2 separate regions of the Homo sapiens genome follow, and region 1 is linked to region 2. Evidence: chromatin loops called from intact Hi-C (ENCODE). Cell type or tissue: Caco-2. All regions are shown on one strand.

Region 1 (2,500 bases), 52 kb after region 2:
CAAATATATTAGAAAGAGAGTGTCCACCCCGCCCTTCTGAAGGAGTTTGGTTCTTTTGATTAACTTTAGATGGTGTGGTTTTTAAGAGATCATGCCTTGTTTTCAGACCTCCAAATGTAGCCTTGGTCTTTTTTTTTTTTTTTTTTTTTTTTTTTGAGATGGAGTCTCACTCTGTTGCCCAGGCTGGAGTGCAGTGGCACAATCTCGGCTCACTGCAACCTCCACCTCCCAGGTTCAAGCAGTTCTCTTGCCTCAGCCTCCCGAGTAGCTGGGACTACAGGCACCCACCACCATGCCCGGCTAATTTTTTTTTTTTTTTTGTATTTTTAGTAGAGATGGAGTTTCGCTATGTTGGCCAGGCTGGTCTTGAACTTCTGACCTTGTGATCTGCCAGCCTCGGCCTCCCAAAGTGCTGGGATTACAGTTGTGAGCCACCACGTCCAGCCAGTAGCCTTGGTCTTCTGTCTTAATCTTCTCTTCCAAGATGCTTAAGATAATTTAGGTGATATCCATTATTATACCCAAAAGCCTTCTAGTGAATCAAAAGATGCCACATATTAGAAAAACACATCTTGATATCATTATGGATTCTTTGGGGGATGTTTCCCTCACCTTCTTACATCTATGTGGAGGCTTTAATCTCTTCTTTTTGATTGTCTCATTTTTGATGTTGTAGGCATCAGGCACCTGTTCTATAGTCTGTTCATCTATGCATTTATTAATGAACTTAGTATATGCCTAGCTCAAGGCCTTTACACTTTGTTTTCCTGCTTGTAATGCTATATCTGCACATTTCCTTCATTCAATCTCTATTTGGATTTGATTAATTAGAGATGCTCTTATGATAACTCTTTAAATATAGCTGCCCCTCACCAACTCCATCACTCTCTATCTCATTACATTGTATTATATTTCTCCATAGAACTTATCTCCACTTGACATTTGTTTCTTTATTGTCTTTCTCTTCTAGAACACCTGCTCACAAAGGCAGGAACTTTTTGTTCATTGGTTGCTCTATTCCCAGCAGCTTTAGAGCAGAGTCTGGCACATGGTAGTACTCAGTAAATATTTGTTGAACAAATGCATGCATGGTAGTCATGTCTCCACTTTCTCCCAGGCAGCCTTACAGACCCAAAGAAATGAAGGCTTCCAGTGACCTGCTCTGATGCATCAGTGTCCATGGAATTTGTACAGATTGCAGTCCTACTTAAGTCCTTGCTTCATTTCTCTTTGTATAATAATTGACAGTTTTCAAAGTGCTTGCTATGCGATTGTCCCTTTTGATGCTTTGTGTAATACTATGAAGCAAGTGGGAATTTCTTAGACCTGTCGTACAAATGAGGAATGTAAGGGGATGGAATTTCAAAGGTAACTATCAGAGCCAGAGCTAGAAACCAGATCTCCTGACTTCTAGCTCATTTGGTGATTATGCGGGGTTTACGTTTCATCTCCACCCGTGTCTACATTGTATGGTTTTGAGGGCAAGGTCTTGAATTTTTTGTATTTATATTTTTCCATATGCCTTATACACAGTGTGCTTAATAAAGGTGTGTTGCTTTGGGCCTTTAGGCCACTTCAACTTTTATCTTTGACTTCGTTAATGGACTTTGGGAGGATCTCAGAGACTTGTTTTAGGTATGGTGCCACAGATTCCATAGGTTAGGGCCATGAATTTGCACACAAATCACCTAGGAACTTTGGTTATGTTAGATTCTGATTTAGTTGGTCTGGTGTAGTGCCTGAGATTATGCATTTTTAACAACCTCTGGTAGTGCCCGTGCTGCTGGTACATCTTCCACACTGACTATTTCAGGGCCTTGTAACACGTGAAAGAGGTATTCTTTGTTTGGGTATCTGACTGTGTGAACCTAGGTAAGTTTATTGGAGACGCTGTGATGTATTGTTTAGGCTAGATTACTTTGGTTAAAATCCTACCTTTCCATTTACTGTGTGATCTCAGGTAACTTACTTAACTTTTCTGTGCCTCAATTTCCTCTTTAAAAGTAGAGATCGTATTACTATGATCTCTATTTGTAGCTCATGCAGGTATTGACTGAATTAATACTTGTAAAGCATCTAGATTCATAATGCATGGCACTCAATGAATCTTAACTACTGTGATCATTTCTTTGTCTCCTTGTGTTATTTTGTTAAACTACATTAATAGGTTTAAGATACATTTGAAGGAAGGAAGTTGTTTAAGATATTTGCAAGGTATGAAATAGCGTGGTCTCTTTCATGGAAATGCTAATCTGGTTGGAAGACAGTTCTTTCATTAATGAACAATGCAATAGAAATCAGCTAATGGTGATTCTTCTTGAGCTGTCACAACTGTATACTGTGTACTTTTCATTAAGCATGAGCAAATTAGGAGAAAATGAGTAGGCACTCCTGTTTTGTAGTAAAATGTTACGATGTATAATATTAAGCATAGGGCATAAAATTGTTTTTATTCATCTCAGTTATGTATTAAATGAACCAACTTGATTTTAATTGGCAT
Region 2 (2,500 bases):
GCCACTTTGATTAGCATATGTCATTCATCTAGTTTCTGAGGTGTCTATCATGGTACTGTCAAAGTCCTCAAAACGACCTAAACACTAATAATGCTTCTTTGTGGTTTCTATGGCTTGTGTTGGAGTGAAGTGGTCTATTTTTTCTTATATGTAAGACTGGCAAATTCTAGTTGTGCTTTCATAAGTATTAGGACAGTGCTTGCTATTTTTTGTTCGTTAAAGTTATTTTTGGGTTTCTGGAAGTGTATAAGGGAAAATATGGGAAGCTAGTATTGAATGATTAACTGCCTACTAAATGCCTGGTTCTATTCTAGCAACATATATTATTTAATCATCACAAAAATATGTGAGCAAACTGAGCCTCCCTAAGTAATTAGGCTTAGAGAAATCGAATAATTCCTAAATGTTTACACAACTAGCAAGTAGCAAAAATGTCTTATCTCAAGAGTCTGTGCTATTCAAAGTAGCATGGGTTCTTAGCTTAAAAACAAACTTGTTTGTGATATATAGTAAGCCGTTTCCCCCAGACTGTTTTTTTAGGGGCCCAAAGAGGTTTTATTTTATGTTCTTCAAGGAACATAGATCATGGTGTCCTCTGCTTTTGTAAGTCCCTCTGTAATCTGAGCCTGATAAGCACTGAATAATAACAGGAACACCATCACTGCTGCCACCAACAACTTTGAAAACAGGAACTGACATTCCTTGAGCATGAACAATGTGCTGGATATTGTCCTTATCTATTCGTGTGTGTTAACCTGTTTGAAAATAACTCCGTGAGGTGTGCATACTTCTATCATTCCCATTTTGTAAATGAGGAACATGGGACAGGTTTAGAGTTAAGTAACTTACCCAAATCAAACAATAAACTAGTAGTAAAGTTGGGGTGTGAATCCATATACTCAGGAGAATCCACATTTTTGTCTACAATACTATACTTCTTCAGTAAATATTCATGAGTTGAAGAAAACCAATTCTGATTAAGTGAAGCTGAAAGGGAATTTATTATATTAGGAAGACATAAAGAAGCTCACTGAATAAGTAGGAAGCCTTGCTTGGAAAAAAAGCAGGACCATGAGGGAATAAGGAGCAGAGAACACAGTCAGATTGTGCCACAGGAAGAGCTTGGGCCCAGGGCCACTGCTGGTGCTGCTCCTACTGGCCAGCACAGGTACCACACTGTTGGCTGGTGGCTGGCCCCTGGGACACTGGACTTTTGGATCTCCTGCTATTGCTGATGCCACAATAATAAAGAAAATATCTAACTATTCTTTCATCTTTGCCTCACTCTTTAAGATTCAAAGGCCTGAGTAGAAGCAATCACTTGATAGAGCCCAGGTCACATTTTAAAAAGACCAGATTTGGTATAACTTTTGATTTAATTGTTCTGATATATTTTGGGCAGAATGGTAACAGAAAGAAATGACAACTTTCCACCTGTTGAACCTTAAAGATTAAGATATTTTCTCAGAAAAACTTGATCCTGTTATGTGGTAAAATAGGCCAGTAAAATGATTTTAGAAATTGGCAGTTAAAGAATGAGAAGACATTGGTTGCATATTTGTAAATCCAGTTATGCTCTAAGTGACCACTTGCAGTTCATTCTGTTTGGATCATGGATTAAAGAGTATAACTTCCAAATGACTGAATCATAAAATACCTCTGGTTTTCGTGGTTAATTTTAACTATACTTCAAGAAATTCACTTGGCATCAGAAGGTAGTACTCTAGAAAAAGGATGGTGTTTTTTTGTTCACAAATATGGTCGTGATCAGTGTTTTAAGAATTTGTTTTACAGGCCAAAGTTCACTTTAACAACTGCTGTAATAAAATACTTTCCAGCCTTGTCTGATGGCTCACTGATTGTAAGCAGTAATCCAACAGAACTTTGGTTACTGGAACTGGGTCAGGCCATGAAATAAGATTTGACTTTTATAACACAACACTTAGTGGAAATTCATTTTACTAGAATTCTGAACTTAATAATTAAACTTTTTGAGTGCTTATAACATGTCAGGCAGTATGCAAAGTACTTTGTATATCTCTCTCTCATTCCTGGTAACCCTGTAAAGTAAATATTATTGACACTTTAAGGATGGAGCTGATGCTGACAGAAATAACTTGCCTAAGGTCCCACAGGAAATGATGGAGTTGGGTTTTAAATCTGCATTTGTCCTACTCTAAAGCCTGCTTTTAATGACAACACTATTTTGTGGAAGAAAATCATTAATTAAATCACAAGTTAACTTGGATTAGCGTTCTTGGATTTTTAGATCAGAAGATTTTCCTTGTCACTTGTTCTTAGAAAACAAGTTTCTTTTTTTAGATTCAATAACTTAAGAAATGTCATTCCATCCAATTCATTCTCTGAATTAAAAGAATATAATTTTTTTTTTCGCTCCATAGTCTATTACTATTTTTAACATTCTTACACAGGTTGTCATATTGGAGGCATAAGTAGGATGATTTTCTCCCAGGTTAGGTAGATGGGCAGGGTAAGGTAG

The links. A loop is a pair of places that touch in the nucleus more often than their neighbours do. Peaks named below come from ENCODE experiments on the same cell type or tissue, not always from the same donor. Only the 100,000 strongest peaks of a DNase experiment are listed, where the experiment ranks them.
Region 1: it touches region 2 in a loop (2.7-fold over the local background); 2 of 110 quality-filtered maps call a loop at or near these places.

What each region holds. Positions count from the first base shown.
Region 1 is chr12:16,029,786-16,032,285 of GRCh38, forward strand. All of the region lies in intron 6 of DERA (deoxyribose-phosphate aldolase), which reads left to right. Among named protein-coding and RNA genes, the nearest start is that of DERA, 120 kb to the left of the region's middle. RefSeq lists a silencer at 1,090-1,384. In Caco-2, no CTCF peak of the experiment used is centred here; a DNase peak (open chromatin) is centred at 1,116.
Region 2 is chr12:15,978,156-15,980,655 of GRCh38, forward strand. All of the region lies in intron 5 of DERA (deoxyribose-phosphate aldolase), which reads left to right. Among named protein-coding and RNA genes, the nearest start is that of DERA, 68 kb to the left of the region's middle. In Caco-2, CTCF peaks have their summits at 1,133 and 1,342; DNase peaks (open chromatin) are centred at 677 and 1,156.